Linked DNA regions of Homo sapiens: region 2 is linked to region 1. A link is a contact called in ENCODE Hi-C or POLR2A ChIA-PET data. All regions are on one chromosome and are shown on one strand. The core of a region is the stretch at or near the end of the contact, and the rest is flanking DNA. Distances in the headings are between cores, read along the strand shown.

The links. A loop is a pair of places that touch in the nucleus more often than their neighbours do. ChIA-PET counts read pairs that join two places held with the same protein, here RNA polymerase II (POLR2A). Pooled maps may share reads with other maps.
Region 2: a loop to region 1 is called in a map of PC-9, with 3 times the contacts of the local background. The contact joins the enhancer-like site here to the promoter of AGTRAP in region 1. A Hi-C loop is called at or near these places in 3 of 168 maps with a recorded cell type or tissue (B cell, PC-9 and heart right ventricle), 1 of 37 single-sample maps with no recorded cell type and 2 of 50 pooled maps. POLR2A ChIA-PET finds 5 or more read pairs at or near these places in 4 of 52 experiments (HEK293, OCI-LY7, activated B cell and 1 more).

The regions. Positions count from the first base shown.
Region 1 is chr1:11,733,444-11,737,838 of GRCh38, reverse strand. AGTRAP (angiotensin II receptor associated protein) reads right to left here and starts at 1,703. Exons shown (of 5, transcript NM_020350.5): 1 at 1,604-1,703. The coding sequence starts at 1,630.
Region 2 is chr1:11,818,851-11,823,330 of GRCh38, reverse strand. It overlaps CLCN6 (chloride voltage-gated channel 6), which reads right to left. Exons shown (of 23, transcript NM_001286.5): 5 at 3,777-3,843; 6 at 530-636. Among named protein-coding and RNA genes, the nearest start is that of CLCN6, 15 kb to the right of the region's middle. Within about 2 kb of position 1,575, at least 3 of the 41 ENCODE cell types and tissues checked have a DNase peak (open chromatin) inside an H3K27ac peak, as active enhancers do; they include PC-9, where a contact is called at or near this core.

The DNA.
Region 1 (4,395 bases), core at 454-2,953:
AGGGGAGGACCAGCCTTTTCATCCTGGGTACCGAAAGCCAGCATAGCTCATACCTGTGGATGCTCTTAGCCTGTCAGGCCCAAAAAGTTGCTCAAAAAAAGCCCCAAAGAGACTAAGCCCTCCCAAAGGACAGAAACAGCCAACGTTAAAGTCAGCCCTAAGCTGGTACCCCAGAAAGGACCTGGCCCTGGAGTCTGATCCCTATGGGTTCAAATCCTGATATTGCCACTTACTCCCCGTGGGACCTTGGCAATTTACCCAGTCTAAGCTGAAGTTTGCTCATCTGTAAAAAGATGACCATATCAGCTTTCTCATAAGGCTGCCTTGATTAAATAACCTGGCACACCACAGAAGCCCATAAATTAGAGCTCTGTCCCTCCCACTGCCCTCACCTGATCCTCTGTCAGCAATTATTTTAAGCAAATCCCTCATCAGAGAAAAGGCAGTTGGTGTTAACCCCACATTGCCTGGAATAGAGTGCATATTGATACCAACAAGCCTCGGCTGCTGTCACGTAAATTTCTTCCCAGCTGAACGTTCCATCCAAGCCCATTCCCTTGCTCCAGCCATGTCTCCCCACCACCTTTGACTGGAAGCTTCAGGAAGGTTTGCTGAAGCAAGTATGATTAAGAAGGGAAACATGCCTATAGCAAGTCATAGCACAGATGTTGTGTAATAATAAAGTGTATTAAGCCATTGTTTTGTAACCATCTATTTCTCAGGTTCCTTTAGTCCCAGACACCAACAGGGAGCTAAATGCTCTGTCATTCATGAGTAAGAGGACATTCCTGGATATTGCCTCAAAGGAGGCTGCACTAAGACCCAAAATGGCCGGTTTGGTCCAAGGTCCACACCTTCCTGACCAAAACTACAGCCCCTAGCCCCTCTAATGCAAATGGAGCCCAGACACGTGGGCGGCGGGGCTGGGCGGGGAGAAAAAGAACAGCCGCTGGCACCCAGACCCGGACTGAGCTCACGGCTCGGGAAATGAAGACACCACAGGAAGCCCTGCAGTGTTTTCCCCAGTGCACAAAGTTGGGGTTTTCTGCTTTTAAGTAATTTCTGTTGGAGTTCGCGCTTCTTGATTATGAAATAAGGGCGCTGGATGTGTAAACTTTATAAAACCAACTGCTTGGGAACATCTGATTTCCTTAACCCGACTTAGCAAACAAGGAGGCTCCTGAAACGGTGCTGGGACCCGGGGGGCAAGCCCAGTCCCTGACCCCGCGCGGGGGAGGTGAGCCGCCTACAAGCCCCTCCCGCGCACCTTCCTCCTCCTCCAGGGGAATTCTGGGCGTGCAGGCAACAGCAATGCTGGGACCGGCGCTGCCCGCTGGGAGGGTCTGAGTCCGGGAGGGGGCGGCCCTTGCCCTCCGCTGCCACCTCCCACGGCCCCTCAGTGTCGCCCTGCTGGCCTGTGCCTGGATCACTCTCCCTGCTGTGGCCTGCCTGCCCATCTCCTTCTTGCGTGGGGTCTGTACCTTCCCTTCCTCCCTACCATCCCTCTTTCCCCAAAACTCCGGTCCTTCCTCCCACCTTCCGGGAAAATGCAAATGTCCCACTTCCTCCCGCAAAGGGGACCCTCCCCCCAGCCCGTCGCCACCTTCAGGTTCACAGCAGGCAGCTCCATCCCGACTCAGGCCGAGGGCACCTGCGCCGCAGCCGCGGGGGGCTCCTAGGCTCCGAACTCGGGGAACAAACTTGCCCGGCCCCGCCCCGCCCCGCCCGTTGCGGCCACTCCAACCCCAGCGCAGCTCAAGACCACGTGAAACGGGCTGGAGCGGGTCACGTGACCGCCGCTTGGTTGCTAGGAGACGGCGTCGGCAGCTCGCGCCTTCAGCCAAGCTCCAGACTCCCGCCACCGCCCAGGCAGTACTTGGGGGCCGCTGGCGAAAGTTGGAGTTTCTGTCGCCCAGGGCGTATCCTGCCTGGCTAATATTCCAGGAAGCGGACTGTTCGGACTGCCTGCAGCCAGGACAACTGGGGGACCGTCCAGGCGCAAAGTGCTGATGTGGCAACAGCTTGTGTCTCATCCTTGGGGGCACCCTCTCTCCTTCCCACTTCCCTGTGTAAATGGGCTATTTAGGCTACCTACCTCATATGATCCTTATGAGGATTAAATGAGCTAACTGCTGTTGTTAAAGAAAACGTTATTGGGACTGTTGTTAAACCAGTACTGTTCAAGACTTGCTGTAGGGTTATTGCCATGGAGTGAGAGTTTGGGCTCAACACCGAATACAACAAGGACCAAGGAGGGATTTATAGCCAGAGCAGAATGAGGGAGCAGGAATGGAAGATTCCTAGGAGGAGACATCAAGGATGGGGGAGTTCTTGCTAACTTAGCAGGACTCTTGCTGAAACTGGTTTATTATGCAGGCTCAGGCCCAGCAAGGACAGGAAGACACAGAGGTCCAAGGCCGAGGCCTAGTCAAGATGAGGACTCAGAGGAGTCTAACTACGGTTTGTTCTAGGAGAGAACAGTGCCCGGCACTTAGTAAATGGGCAGGACACACAAGCTATTGTTATTACCAACACAAGATGAGGCTGGGCGCAGTGGCTCACCCCTGTTATCCCAGCACTTTGGGAGGCCAAGGAGGGTGGATCACCTGAACTCAGTAGTTCGAGACCAGCCTGGCCAACATGGTGAAACCCCGTCTCTACTAAAAATACCAAAATTAGCAGGGCATGGTGGTGTGCACCTGCAGTCCCAGCTACTCAGGAGGCTGAGGCACGAGAATTGCTTGAACCGGGGAGGCTGCAGTGAGCCGAGATCACGCCACTACACTCCAGCCTGGACGACAGGGTGAGACCTTGTCTGGGAAAAACAAACAAACAAAAAGCAACACCTGAGGAGCCAAATTGGTGGGAGCCCACTTTAATCAGCATACCAAAAGTTTTAGAAAACTCTAGCTGAAAAACCATAAGAAATTCCTCCCCCAATTGTACATGAGGAAAGAAAGGGCTGTCTCCTGCCTCACCTGGCACCTCCCTTAAAGATTGTTGACCACCACATCCCCCCACCGCAACAAGAACATTAATCCGCTCTACCTCCAGGTCCCTTCCTAACATCAACTTTCCTTTAGAGAACACCAGCTTTTGTTTAGTGTCACCTAGGTATGGAAACCTTCAGGGTACACCTGAGCACTTGGTCTTATTCCTAGGGTGGGGGAAACCAGGTGGGAACCTACAAAACTGCCTGGGTGAGTCCTTAGATAATACCAAGACCCATAGTCTCTCCAGATGCAAAGAAAGGGTTTCTCTGGATGGATGAGGAGAGTTTTGCAGGGCTGCAGGGCCCATAGGCCTAACTTAATGCCCTCTTAGGAGGCACAGATCCCCCCAGTCTAGGGGTAAATTAGAGACCAGCCAAATGGCTACATCCAGTTTGATTTAGGACTGGTTGCTATTATTATTATTAGTTCATTATTGGTAATTAATTATTGTTATTAGTAAAGTACTTAGAAGAGAGTAATTTCTCAGTAAGCAGTCAATATTAGAATATTATGTTATTATTATCTTTTTTTTTTTTGAGATGGAGTCTGGCTCTGTCACCCAGGCTGGAGTGCAGTGGCGCGATCTCAGCTCACTGCAACCTCCGTCTCCCGGGTTTAAGTGATTCTCCTGCCTCAGCCTCCTGAGTGGCTGAGACTACAGGTGGGTGCCAACATGCCCGGCTGATTTTTGTATTTTTAGTAGCGATAGGGTTTTGCCACGTTGGCCAGGCTGGTCTCAAACTCCTGACCTCAGGTGATCTGCCCGCCTCGGCCTCCCAAAGTGCTGGGATTTCAGGCGTGAGCCACAGTGCGCAGCCTGATCAATTTCCTTCTAAAAAATATTTCCCATACACTCCAGATTCTAGAGGGATTTAATCCAAGCCTTTAGGTATATAATAAAGTTGTGATCACTTTGTAAGGAGAAAATGAAAAACAGGCCGGGCACGGTGGCTCAAGCCTGTAATCCTAACACTTTGGGAGGCTGAGGCCGGTGGATCACTTGAGGTCAGGAGTTCGAGATCATTTTGGCCAACATGATGAAACCCCGTCTCTACTAAAAATACAAAAATTAGCCAGGCATGGGGGTGTGCACCTGTGGTCCCAGCTACTTGGGAGGCTGAGGCAGGAGAATTGCTTGAACCTGGGAGGTGGAGGTTGGAGTGAGCCGAGATCCTGCCACTGCACTCTAGCCTGGGCAACAGAGTGAGATTCCATGTCAAAAAAAAAACAAAAAAACCGCAAAACAACTCCTAGGATTAGAGCTGACATTTACTAAACTGACATTTACAGGACCCTGTAGGGGCGGAAGGGTGTGATACCTTTCCTCACCCATCATAAAGGTCACAGCTGACACTCCTGTAAAAAAAGACTGCTTAACAAGAGAAAAGCATACCAAGTTTAG
Region 2 (4,480 bases), core at 326-2,825, 86 kb before region 1:
TAATTTTGTATTTTTACCGGCTAATTTTGTATTTTTACTAGAGACAGGGTTTCTCTACACTGGTCAGAATGGTCTCAAACTCCCGATCTTAGGTGATCTGCCCGCCTTGGCCTCCCAAAGTGGCCAGACTTGCACTTTTTAAAGAAAAATAATTTCCACTTTTATTTTAGGTTCAGGGATTGCATGTACAGGTATGTTACGAGGGTATATTGCATGATGCTGAGGTTTGGGACATGAATGATCCTGTCACCCAGGTAGTGCGCATGGCACCCAACAGTTTTGTTTTCAGCCCTTTCCCCCTTTTTTCCTCCCCCCAGAATCTGTACAAGTTCCCTGTGAATGAGCATCACCTGGGAGGCCTTTCTTCTTTAATCTCACCAGAGGTGAAACCTTTACCTTTAGTGAACAAGAGGCCACTTTCTGCAGGAATCTGCATTCTCAGTTTCCTGACATTCTGGAAGGAGGTGGGGAAAAGGAGTGCGGGACTCTAAAACCTCCTAAGCGAGCAGGTGAATCCAAACCACCTCACCTCAATGAGAACAAGGAGGCTTGCCAGGAAGACAAAGGTGAGGTTAAAACCCAGGAGTTCAAGGAGAGACAGAGCGAGGCAGCCTTTCTGGCTGCACTCCTCCACCGCTGCGGAAACTGGGTTAAGGAAACTTGTTCATCAGCCGAGGGGTGTCCCCGTCATCACTTGAGAGGGTGCAGCTGCTTCTCCTTTGGATCATGCTGGCTGCTGAGTGCACTTTTTCTCTATATATAAAAATTTTTTAAAAACTGCCTGAGATGACTGGGTGCAATGGCTCATGCCTGTAATCCCAACACTTTGGGAGGCTGAGGCAGGAGGATCACTTGAGCCTAAGAGTTGGAGGCCAGCCTGGGCAATGTAGTGAGACCATGTCGCTACAAAAAGTACAAAAGGTATATGCCTATGGTCCCAGCTACTCAAGAAGCTGAGGTGGGAGGATCGCTTGAGCCTGGGAGGCTGAGGCTGCAGTGAGCTGTCATTGCACCACTGCATTCCAGCCTAGGCAACAGTGTGAGGCCTCATCTCTTAAAAAAAAGAAAAAATTGTTTGAGATGCCTTTGACATTAGGAAATACTTCAAACATTACAAAAAGTAACGAATACCCATACCCTCACAACTGTAGCTTTAACAAATCTCAACAACATGCCATATATGCTCCAGGTATTTTTAAAAAAGAAAACATTCAGTACCATTTTAAGAAACAAAACAAAACAAAAAAAAAAACAGTTTTCCTTCCTCTCTCCCCTGGGAGAAACCACTAACCTGAAATTATTGTGTGTATTTCAAAAGTGTCCACACTGTTGTACACGGCACTTGTATATTCTGTAACTTGCTCTTTTTTTCTCAACATTAAGTCTTTGAGAATTAGCCATGTTGATACACACAACTCTGTGGTTCGTTCACTTTCACTTGTCTAAAATTTTTATTTTACAATCTACAGAAATGACATGATGTCTAAAATGATACCATATGAATGTACCATAATTTTTCCATTCTCCCATTTGGTGACTCCAGCTTTTTGCTATCATAAAGCTATAATTACCACCTTTGTACATGTCTACGGTTCAAATTTCTAAGAGGAATGTATGAGTCACAGGAATGTGCACCTTCCTTTTTCTAGAGGTTTACTGGCCAGTTTTTCTCTTTTGAGAATTCCAGTTCACATCCTTTGCTCGTTTTCCTTCCATTGGACCATCTGTTGTTTTTCTGATTGAGTTGCAGGAGTTCTTCCTGTATTATTTGTTCTGAATCAGAGTCTCATTCTGTCACCCAGGCTGGAGTACAGTGTTGCAATCTCGGCTCACTGCAACCTCCGCCTCCTGGGTTCAAGTGATTCTCCTGCCTCTGCCTCCCAAGTATCTGGACTAAAGGTGCACACCACCACACTCAGCTCAATTTGTATTTTTAGTAGAGACAGGGTTTCACCATGTTGGCCAGGCTGGTCTTGAACTCCTGACCTCAAGTGATCCGCCTGCCTCGGCCTCCCAAAGTGCTGGGATTACAGGCGTCAGCCACCGCGCCCAGCCTCTTCCTGTATTCTGGATACTAATTATCTGCCTCTTAAATGCATAGTAAATAACCTCTCTCAGGCTGTGGACTTGTTTTCACTTTATTTATGGTGTTTTATTGTTGTTATTTGGAGTTTTTGTCTTTATAAATACAATATGTACTTTGATGTGGTCAAATTTATTGATTTTGTTTGTTTTTTTTTTTTGTTGTTGTTTTTTGAGACAGTTTTGCTCTCATTGCCCAGGCTGGAGTGCAATGGCGCGATCTCGGCTCACTGCAGCCTCTGTCTCCCGGGTTCAAGCGATTCTCCCACCTCAGCCTTCCAAGTAGCTGGGATTACAGGCACCCGCCACCATGCCCAGCTAATTTTTTGTACTTTTAGTAGAGATGGGGTTTTGTCATGTTAGCCAGGCTGGCCTTGAACTCCTGACCTCAGGTGATCTGCCTGCCTCGGCCTCCCAAAGTCCTGAGATTACAGGCATGAGCCACTGCACCCAGCCATTGATGTTTTTGTTTGTTTGTTTTTGAGACGGAGTCTTGCTCTGTCACCCAGGCTGGAGTGCAGTGGCGTGATCTTGGCTTACTGCAAGCTCCGCCTCCCAGGTTCATGCCATTCTCCTGCCTCAGCCTCCCCAGCATCTGGGACTACAGGCGCACACCGCCACGCCCAGCTAATTTTTTTGTATTTTTAGTAGAGACGGGGTTTCACCGTGTTAGCCAGGATGGTCTCAATCTCCTGACCTTGTGATCCGCCTGCCTCTGCCTCCCAAAATGCTGGGATTACAGGCGTGAGCCACTGTGTCCGGCCCCATTGATGTTTTTTCTTATAGTCTGTGCCTTCTGGAGTTTTAAGAAATTATTCCCCACTCTTGACAACATATAGTCTCCCGAAGTTTTGTTCTGCATATTTACATCTTCATCTGGAATTTATCTTATTTATAGTATGAAATAGGAATATAACTATTTTTCCATATGGATCACCCATGTCCCAGCATCATTTTTTTTAAGACAGGGTCTTGCTATGCTGCCCAGGCACAGTCATGGTGCATTACAGCCTCAAACTCCTGGGCTCACCTCCTAAGTAGCTGGGACTACAGAGATGTGTATCTTTTATTTATTAAATAACACAGCGTCTTTTATTAAATCATTCATCACTCCCTCACTGATTTGTAATATTAACTGTCATTCACCAAAGTTCCATGTATGTGAGGACCAGCTTCTGCTTCTCTATCATTTTCCACTGTCTAGGTATTCCTGCACCAATATGACCAATTTCAATGACTGTATCTTAAATTTTATGACTTTTTTTTCCCTAACTCCCCAAACTTGTTAATTTTATAAGACTTGATATCTGACAGGGTCAAGTCCACCTTCTTGTCATTTAGAACTATACTGACTGCTTTTGGCCCTTTACTCTTCTACACAAATTTACAAAGAATTTCTGAGTTCCACAACAAATTCTATTGGAATTTTGATTGGAACTACATTAAATTTACAGATTAGGGAGTACAGGCATCTTTGCGGCATCTGTAATCTTATCAACCACAAACATAGGTATATGTCTTTGCTTATTAAAGTCCTTCTTTTGTGTCCTTCAGTGATCATTAGAAATATTAAAGCTGAATAGCTAATAAGCGGCCCTTCTAATACTATGCTTACTGTTAGACCCATTTCTATGTAAGAAAGAATCTTGGTGACCACTGAAGTCCACGAACACCAGGAACCGTGAAAAGGATACATGTCTGTACCACTCCGAACTTGAGTTGGGTGAAGAGTCGCACAAAAAAGTCCACAAAGAGACCCACCTGTGAAGAGCAAGAGATCTGTCACACAGCCTTATTTCCAAGTGTAGCACAAGTATAGTACAGGTGTGCTCCTCTTGAAGGCATCTCCTCCCCCACTGCACATACGGAGGCTGCTCACCAGCCAGCAGTACGTGAATGCACAGCAGAAAAGCGCAGAAGGAGGAGATCCCTTCTCCAGCCCAGTCCCACTGCCCCTCCAAAGAACAAAGGCAGAGAGTACAGCTAAGTTGAGTGAAGCAACGGAAAACAAAGAGGGAAGCAGGTGCAGAAAAAGATGTGAGACCAAGAAAGACTACTGACACAGGGGTGTCTACTCTTTTGGCTTCCCTGGACCACACTGGAAGAAGAATTGTCTTTGGCCACACATAAAATACACTAATGACAGCTGATGAGCTAAGAAAAGAAAAACTCAGAAAAATCTCATAAATGTTTTTAAAAGGTATATGAATCTGTGTTGGGCCATGGGTTGGACAAGCTTGCTTTAAAACACAACATTCATTTAGGTGTATGTGCTTTTTGCATGTTCCTTATTAGCAGGTTCTATTTTGTAAGTCATTATTTTGACTTGAAATCATCTTTTTTTGAGATGGGGTCTTGCTATATTGCCTAGGCTGGCCTTGAACTCCAGGGTTTAAGA